2 separate regions of the Homo sapiens genome follow, and region 2 is linked to region 1. Evidence: read pairs that join two places in POLR2A ChIA-PET (ENCODE). Cell type or tissue: B cell. All regions are shown on one strand.

What was found. Peaks named below come from ENCODE experiments on the same cell type or tissue, not always from the same donor. Only the 100,000 strongest peaks of a DNase experiment are listed, where the experiment ranks them.
Region 2: POLR2A ChIA-PET joins it to region 1 with 5 read pairs; 2 of 35 experiments call an interaction of 5 or more read pairs at or near these places.

The regions. Positions count from the first base shown.
Region 1 is chrY:21,031,333-21,036,332 of GRCh38, forward strand. No RefSeq gene overlaps it. Among named protein-coding and RNA genes, the nearest start is that of RPS4Y2, 280 kb to the left of the region's middle. In B cell, no CTCF peak of the experiment used is centred here; a DNase peak (open chromatin) is centred at 2,199.
Region 2 is chrY:21,220,091-21,225,090 of GRCh38, forward strand. It overlaps the pseudogene NEFLP1. Among named protein-coding and RNA genes, the nearest start is that of PRORY, 230 kb to the right of the region's middle. In B cell, no CTCF peak of the experiment used is centred here; no DNase peak of the experiment used is centred here.

The DNA of each region.
Region 1 (5,000 bases):
GGGGAGGGATAACATCGGGACATATACCTAATGCTAGATGATGAGTTAGTGGGTGCAGCGCACCAGCATGGCACATGTATACATATGTAACTAACCTGCACAATGTGCACATGTACCCTAAAACTTAAAGTATAATAAAAAAAAAGAAAAGAAAAAAAAAAGAAAAATGGAAGAGGGTTACATAATGACAAGTTTGTAAACAGTTATCCAGAAATAAGCCTGAGGAGGCATTCTGGCTGGTGTGTCACAGCCAGTTTGTTGGGTTGTGGGGAACACATTTTGTGACTAAACCAGCCAGCCTCCCTGGCTCCAGCAGAAGAAAAACACAGCTTGGAGCTACAGAGATGCATGCCACATTTCCCTGACCCAAGGAGCTTAGCCGGTCAGGCAGTTGTGAGTCCTACCGCTGCCCCACTCCAAAGAAGGTAAAATGGCTTAGACAGTAGGTTGTTGAGAATCTGCAAAGCCCTGAGATTGGGATGCTAGGTGTCATTGCTGTAGGATCTCAAGTGGGACCTTTTGATCCATGGGTTGCAGAGTTTCATGAAAAAAGCACAGTTCCCCCAGCTGGGTAGCATGCTCTCTCACCACCTATTTTGGCTGGGGCATTGGGGCACCCCTGCTCCCTGTGGTTCTCAAGTGGACTGCTGCATAGCACTGCTCTTCCTTTCTCTTTGTGGATTATGTCATCTGCCTAGTCAGTTCTTATGAGAGAACATAGATACCTCAGTTTACTAGTGAAAGATTCACATAGTTATTTTGGATCTTTTTGATGGGAGCCTCTGATTGTCACTGTTTCTCATCTACCATCTTGACCCACTCTAACAATTCAGTTTTAACAGCTGACAGAAAGCTTTATGAAAGAACTACTGCTGATGAGGATTATTTTAATAAAGGGGTAAATTTTAACAAACATAGTTTGAAGGCAGACATTTAGAAAAAGCAAGGGGGGATATTCTCTCAAACCAGTTGTTCTTCTAGGAACCATTCAATAAAAACAATTATCCAACGCTAAAGGCTGACATCAAGGTCTATGCCAGAAGTGTTTATGATGGGTTAGTTTACTTTTGAAAAATGGAATATGGTTACATAATGACAAGTTTATAAACAGTTATTCAGAAATAGTAAGGTAAAAAATTCTCCTTCATCTCTGGTTCTTTTTTGGAACCATCAAAATGAATAAATATCTGACTCTGAAAAATGACAACAAGCTTTGTTCCAGAACTCTTGAAGATGAGTTTTCTTTCAAGGAAAGATAAATTTCAACACAAAAAATATTGCAGACAAGCATTTAGAAGGAGAAAGTAGAAAAATTATCTTATAGTCATGGCCCTTCCAGGGAAACTTCAGAACAAATAAATATCTGGTCTTGACAGCTGATGACAGGCTTTGTGCCAGAACTCTTGATGATGGCCAGCATTTTTTGTAGAGCTAAATACAGATGTTAACAGAAAGAGAACATTGCAGTTGTTTTAAAAGAGGTAGAAAGAGTATTCTCACATTCCAGTGGCTCTTCTAAAGATCAATTAATGCCAATAAATACGCAGCTTTGAAAGCTAACAATAAGTTTTGTGCCAAAACTCTTGGTGATGGGCAGCCTTTTTTTTTTTTTTTTTTTTTTTTAGGAAACAACGATGTAAATATGGGGAGAAGCTTGCAGGTAGGCTTCTAGAAGAAGTTAGCAAAAAATTTTCCTATTGCAGTGTTTCTTCTAGAAACCCATCAAGACCAATATATATCTGGCAGTTAATGCTAACAACAAACTTTTTTCCATGACTTGTGAACATGGTCAGTTTTAAGAGAAACGAAGATGTTAACATGAAGGAAGTTTGCAGAGAGGTATTTATAGGGAGAGAAAAAAATTGTACATCATTTGCCCCAATAGATACATATCAAAATCTTAAAAATATCTGCTCTAAAATCTGATAACAGTATTTGTTCCAGGGCTATTGATGATGGGTCATTTTTTATCAGGATAAGAAAGATGTAGATACAAAGAAAAGTTCTCAGACAGACATTTAGAGTAAGCAAGAAAAAGATTCTCTAACACAAATATCCTTCCTAGAAAACTGTCAAAACAAATAAATATCTGGTCTTGACAGTTGACAAGAAGCTTTGTGCCAGAACTATTAGTAATGTGTGTGTGTGTTTGTGTGTGTGTGTGTGTGTGTGTGTGTGTTTAAAGAAGGGAAGGTGTTTAACAAAAAAAGAGATATTTCTAGACAGAAACTAAGAAGGAGGAAGTAGGAGATTTCTCACACCAGTGGCTCTTCTAGGGAACCTAAAAATTAATGCATATGTCTGGCTCTGAAAGCTGAAAACAAATATTATGTTAGAACCCTTTCTGATGCGTGGTTTTGTTGCAAGCAAAAAAAAAAGTTCATATAAATAAAAGTTCGTGGATGATCACTTAAAAGAAGAAAGGAAGAGAGTGATGATAGCAACAGTGTCTCACCTAAAAAACCATCAAAATGAAAAAATATATCGTCCTGAAAGCTGGCAACACGTTTGTGCCATAACTTTTGCTGATGGATGGTTTTCTTTAAGAGAAAGGCAGACTTTAACATAAACAGAAGAATCCCTGATAAGTATTTAGAATAAGAAACAAGATAATTTTTTTAAAATAGTGACCTTTCTCATTACTTATCAATACAAACAAATATTTAGCTCTCAAAGATGAAGTTTTTGTGCCAGAACTCTTAAAGAAGAGCAGTTTTCTTTCAAGGGAAGGGTTTAGCTGAAGAGAGGTTTGCAGGCAGACATTTAAAAGAAACAAAGAGGGGAAACCTTTTACATCAGTGGTTCTTTTAGAAAACCATCAATACGAGCATATATCAAGCCCTGAAATCTAATATCTTTGTTCCACAACTCTGGATTACATGTGGTTTTCTTTGTATCAAAGTGAAGTTTGTAGAAAGGCATTTGCAAATGTAATAGTAAAGTTTTCTCACAACAGAGTTTTTTTTTTTTTTTTTTTTGAGATGACTCATTCTGTTGCTCAGGCTGGGGTACAGTGGTGTGATCTTGGCTCATTGCAACCTCTGTCTCCCAGGTTCAAGTAGTTCTCCTTCCTCAGCCCCCTGAGTAGCTGGGATTCCAGGCATGTGCCACTACACCCGGGCAATTTTTGTATTTTTAGTAGAGATGGGGTTTCTCCATGTTGACCAGAATGGTCTCCAACTCTCCAGGTGCTACAACTCCCTCGGCCTTACGAAGTGCTGGGCTTACAAATGTGAGCCACCACCCTTGTCCATAACAGAGGATCTTTTAGAGAACCTTCCTTTAAAATTAACAAATACCTGGTCCTGAAAGTTGACAAGATTTGTGCAATAACTATTAATAATGGTCCCTTTTATTTTTTTTTCAGGCAAAGAAAGAGGTTCAGTTAGACATTTAGATAGAACAATTTAAAAAAAAAAAAAAAAACACCAGTGGTTTTTCTAGGGAACTGATGAAAGAAGGGAACATCTGGCCCTGAATGCTGACAAATTTATGTCAGAATTCTTGAAAATGGGTGGTTTCTTTCTTGCTTTTTCTTCCTTTTATTTTTCTTTTGAAATGGAGTTTCACTGTTGTTACCCAGGCTGCAGTGCAGTGGCATGGTCTTGGCTCACTGCCATCTCCAACCTCCATGTTAAAGTGATTCTCCTGCCTCAGCCTCCTGAGTAGCTGGGATTACAGTCCCCTGCCACCAAGCCAAGCTAATTTTTTTATTATTATTTTTTTTTAGTAGAGATGGGATTTACCATGTTAACCAGGCTGGTCTCAAATTCCTGACCTCAGAAGATGCACCTGCCTTGCCCTCCCAAAGTGATGGGATTATATGGGTGAGCCACTGTGCCCTGTCTGGTGGTTTCTTTAAGAGAAAAAAATATTTGAACAGAGAAGCAGTTTCTTGACATGCATTTAAAAAGAGAAAGAAGAGAAAGTCTATTACACTCATGGCCCTTGTCGTTACTTGTCATTAGGAACTAATGCGAAGATCTCAAAGTTGAAAGTAAGTTTTGTTCCAGAACTTTTGAACAAGGGCAGCTTTTTTTTTAGGGAAATAAATATTTTTAACTGACAAAAAGTTTGCAGACAGGTATTTAAAAAAAGTAAAGAGGAGAATTGTTTTACCTCAGTGGCCCTTCCAGAGATCCAAAAAAAAAAAAAAAAAGATTTGTTGAGAAATATTAACACTGGGCCATTTTATTTCAGGAAAAGGAAGGTGTTTACATAAACAAGAGTTTGTAGTCATGCATTTTGAAACAAGGGAATAAAAGGAATTTTCTAACATCAGTGGCCATTCTAGTGAAGTATCAAAACAAATATACAGCCTTGAAAGCCTGCAACAACTATTGTGCCAGAACTCATGGTGACAGCTGGTTCTCTTTCGGGAAAGTAAAACGTTTTCAAAAAAAGAGTTTTTAGCTAGATATTTAGAAAAAACAAGAAGGAAATATTAAATTTTAGTGGCCTTCATAGAAAACCATCAAAACAAGCAAATATCTTACACTGAAAGCTGACAACAAGCTTTGTACCAGAACTCTTAAAAATGGGCACATTTATTTTTCAAAAAGATTAACATTTCAACACAAAGAAATTTCAGGCACGTCCATGTGAAGAGACCACCAAACAGGCTTTGTGAAAGAAATAAAGCTTTTAATCACCTTGGTGCAAGTGGGCCAAGTCTGAAAAGAGAGTCAGCAAAGGGAGATAAGCGTGGGGCCATTTTATAGGATTTGGGAAGATAAAGAAAAATTACTGTCAAAGTGGATTTGTTCTCTGCCGGGCAGGAATAGGGGTCGCAAGGTGCTCAGTGGGGAAGTTTTTGAGCCAGGTTGAGCCAGGAAAAGGACTTTCACAAGATAATGTCATCACTTAAGACAAGGACCAGCCATTTTCACTTCTTTTGTGGTGGAATGTCATCAGTTAAGGCAAAGACTGGCCATTTTCACTTCTTTTGTGGTGGAATGTCATCAGTAAAAGTGGGGCAGGGCATTTTCACTTCTTTTGTG
Region 2 (5,000 bases), 190 kb after region 1:
AAAAATAAAAGCTTCTGCATAATAAAGACAACAATCAACAAAATGAAAAGACAACCCACAGAACGGAAGAACATTTTGCAACCTACTTATCTAACAAAGGAGTAATGATCAGAATATATGTTTATATATATCTGATGACTAATCAGAATACAGGAGCTCAGACAACTCTAAAAGAAAAAACTCATAATCCAATGGTAAAAAATGGACAAAAGAGCTGAATAGACACTTCTCAAAGGATGACATAAAAATTTCATACAAACAGGCATATTTTATCTGAGCATATATTCCACACTTTTCCCCCAAAACTGAAATCAGGTAATCAAAGAAATTATTTAACATAAATAAAAATACTTCTGAAGTAAGTAAAATGTATGAGACAAACAAATGTCCATTACCTAATAAATTTATAAATAAAATGTAGACGTTTCATACAATGCAACATTAATTAGTCATGAAATAAAGAGTGAATGGTATAACCCCTTGAAACACTGAAAATCTTATGCTACACAAACAAAAACAAGAAACATAAAGGCACACACTGTGAATTGTTAAATAAAATATTCTGAATAGTAAAATCTCTTTGTTTATGTCATCCAGTATAATACTATTTACTATTTATTGGACATAACTTGAGGTCCTTAATTTCTAGACATCAAAACTTCAAAGGACTATTTTTCCATGGAGTTTAACATTAAAATTAGTGAATAGTGAATTCATGTATTATGTGTATTTTTTATTGCAAACCATTCACATTGCTGTAGATCCTGAACTCATAAGTGAGGATCATGCAAATGTTGGCAGCAAGCCAGAAAACCACTCTGCAAGCAAACAAATACTCTGCAGAGAATGGAAATTCATACCACAATGCCAAATATCTAACCTCAGTCATCTTAGAATTATACATATATTGACACATTAATTCACATAGGATCTGGAACTTAAGTGATTGGTTGGTTGTTGATGAGTTGACCTGATTTGGGGAGAATTTGTCCTGGAATAATGAAGGGAATGGGGGTTAATATTTCTTCTTACCTGCTTGTTCTTCCCCAGCACCTTCAACTTTATTTTCCTCCTCTTCAGCTTTTCCTCTCCTTCTTCACCCTGACCTATTTCTTCTTTATCCTTTGCTTCTTTAGACACTTCCTTAGCAGCTTAGTCCTCTTCCCTGCCACCTCTTCCTCCTCCTCTTTATTATCTTTCTCCTCCTAGGCTTTTTCTTCAGAGGGGTACTAGTCTTTGCCTTCCTCAATCTTAGCACTCTCAATGGATTCCTCCACCATGATCTACTCCTCTTGCACATGGCTACTGTAGTAGGACAGGAAGGAGTGGGTGGACATCATGTAGGAGTTGGTATGTGAACCCCAGTAGGTGATAAACCAAAGACCAGGGGGTCTGGAAGCAGTGTGCTTCCCATGCTGCTGAAACTCAGCTGGGTCTCCTTGCCTTTGAAGGGTTTCCTCTGAGCTGCAGCCTCAATACAAAGAGCCATCTTCACCTGGAGGACTTGGTATTCATTTAGGTATCCAGATGTTTAACTTTGCCATCTTCAATTCATTTTCTAATTTGTGGATGATGGCCTGCACACTACTGATGTAGGTGTTCAACTTGTCCTTTGGCTCCTGCAGCTATATCTCCATTACTTCCTTCATGCCCTAGCATGCTTTGATCTCCAAGTTCTTGGTCTTGAGCAGGTAGTGGCTCTGAGACACCTTGTTTCTGGTGCCTTGCATGGCATAGACCCTCTTGACAGTGCTCTGGCTCAGCAGTCTAAAGGGCTCTTAAAGCACTCCTCTGCATGCTCTGCATGCTCTTGGCAGCCATCTTTCCCTACTGTGGGCAGATGACCTCCAGCAAAGAGGTGAGGTTGAGATTGGTGAACATGTTTATCTCTATGGAGATCTGCACATACTGGATCTGCCCCTGCAAGTGGATGGATCTCCTCTTAGTGAAATTTCTTCAGAAAGGCAATTTTGCCCATCAGGCTATCCAGGTGCTTTTCGCTCTGCTGTGGTGCAGCCTGGTCAGAACATTTGCAGGCTTCCATCCTGCTGCCCTCAGCCTGTTTGTAGGAAAATTTTGTATCAGGGTAATAAAAATATTTTTAAATTAGTAATTGCAGTGAAAAAACATTGTGAAACAATTAAAAACCCCCAAGTGTATGCTTTAAAATGATACAATGTAAATATATCATTATATAGGATATATAAATTATATAGATCATTACCATTTCAGTTAAAAGTTAAAATTTATGAGAGGAAATGTAGAAACTAGTGGGCATTATTCTTAAATGTGTCTAAGATAATACCAAAACTCTGTATTGCTGGGAAAACAGACTATATACAGAGTATTGGTATGGAGCAGTAGGGTATTGCTATGAAGCTACCTGAAAATATGGAAGCCACATAGGAATTAAATAACTAACATAGGTTAGAAGAGTGTGGAGGTCTCAGAAGATGATAAGGAAAAGTTTGGGACTTCCTAGAGTGTTACTAAATTGTTGTGACCAATGTGCTGATAGTGATAGGGAAAATGAAGTAGACACTGAGGAGATCATGCATGGAAATAAGGAGCTTATTGGGAAGCAGAGCAAATGTCATATTTGTTACACATTAGCAAGGTACCCTTGATAATGCATTGTACCCCTGCCCTAGGGATATGTGGAACTCTGAAGTTGAGTATGGTGACTTAGAGTCTGTGGTGGAAAAATTTAGGGTATGTGGTGAAAAAAATTTCTAAGCAGAAAGTGCTCCAGATGTCACCTGGATGCTTCTAACAACCTAAGCTCATATGCATGAGCAAACAGATGACATGAAACTGAAACTTATGTTAAAAAAAGTAATACAGCATAAAAGTTTGGAAAACTTGCAGCCTGCAAAGTGGTAGAAAAGCAAAGCTCTTTTTCAGAGAAGAAATTTAAGATGCTGCAGTAAAGCAAAAAGGAGCTAAGTGTTAGTATCCAAGACAATGGGGAAAAAACCTCTAAGATATTTCAGAGAGCCTCTTTTACCACAGACACAGAAGCTTAGCAAAGATAAATGGTTGTTTCATGGACCATATTCAAGGACTTTCAGCTCTGCACAACTTTGGGACACTGCTCCTTGAATGTGAGCACATTTCACACTCTTCAAATTCTCAGCAGAATTTGTTATTGAAAGTCTTTTGAATAAAACCCATTTTAACTAGATTGAGATGATATCTTATTGTAATTTTAATTTGGATTTTTCTGATAATTAATGATCTTGAGCACTTTTTGATATACCTGGTCACATTTGTATGTTTTCCTTTGAGAAATATGTTTTTCAAATATTTTGACCAAATTATAAGATTTTCCTATAAATTTTTTCCTATAGATTGTTTGAGATTTTTATTTATTGTGATTATTAATCCTTTGTCAGATGGGTAAGTTACAAATATTTCTTCTATTTCTGTGAATAATCTCTACACATTGTTGATTTTTAAATTTTTCCCCTGCAGAAACTTTTCAACTGCATGTTGATTCCAGACGTCCATTTCTGGTTAGGTTGCTTGTGCTTCTGGGGAATTGCTGAGGAAATCTTTGGTCAGGCAGGGTGGCTTATACCTATAATACTAGCTCTTTGCAAGGCTAACTTATATGGATTTCTTGAGCACAAGAATTCAAAACCAACCTGAGGACATGATGTAACCCCATCTCTACAAAAGTGAACACACACACACAAAAATTTCCATGGTATGTGGTGATATGTGCCAGTAGTCCCAGCTTCTCAAAGGCTGTGACAGGAGATTGCTTTAGCCTTAGAGATGGTGATTGCCGTGGGCTTTGATCTTGCCACTGTACATCAGCATGGGTGACAACCTATCTCAAAAAAAAGCAATATTTTTTTCATATTAATAACCTGGAGATTTTCCCAAGTCTTTTTTTTGTAATTTCAGAGTTTCAGGTTGTAGACTTAAGGCTTTAATTCACTTTGATTCAGTTTTTATATATGGCCAAAAGTAGAAGTCTCATTTTTATTATTGCACATATGGAAGCCCAGATTTCTTGGCATCTTCATTTAATAGGGTGTATGTTTTCCTCAGTGGATGTTCTTGGCACATTTGTCCAAATTAGTTTACTGTAGCTGTGTGGATTTTTTTCAGGTTCTCTATTCATTTTCATTTTTCTGTGTTTCTATTTTATGCTAGTAAACTGGCTATTTAAGGCTGTTTTACTTACTGTGGCTCAGGACTCTAATTTGAGGTCAGATAATTTGATTTATCTAATTTTGTTCTTTTTTCTAAGGACAGGTTTAGCTATTCTGAGTCTCTTGTGGTTCCATGTAAAATTTAAAATTATTTTTTCATTTATTTCAAAAATATTATTGGTATTATGTTAGGAATTACATTGAATCTGTAGATTGCTCTGGGTAGTATGGACATTTTAACAATATTGTCTTACAATTCCTGAACATAATATGTTTTACCATTTTGTAGTGTCATCTTCAACTATTTTCATTATTCAGATCTTTCACTTCTTTGGTTAATTTCTAAGTATTTAATTTTATGTGTGACTATTGAAAATAAGATGATTTCTTATTTCTTTTTCAGATTGTTTACTGTTTCAGATTTGTGTCTGTTAATTTTATATACTACAACTCTACCCAATTTGTTTATCAGCTCTAATAGTTTTCTTGTGGTGTCCTTAAGTTTTTTTTCTAATATGAGATTATATCACCTGCAAAGTAGAATAATTTGAATTATTCTCTTCCCACTTAAATGTCTTTCATATATTTCTCTTGTCTGATCTCTCTAGATAGAACTTCCAGTACTACGTTGAATAATAGTGGTCACAGTGGGCAACTTTGTTGTATTGTAGATTATAGATAAAATATGTTCAGTTTTTCCCCATTCAGTACAATACTGAATATTTTTTAGTCTGTCATATAAGGTTTTTATTATGTTGAGGTATGTTTCTTTTTTCTGCTGTTTTTTGAGGATTTTTGTCTTGAAGGATGTTGAATTTAACCAATTGCTTTATCACC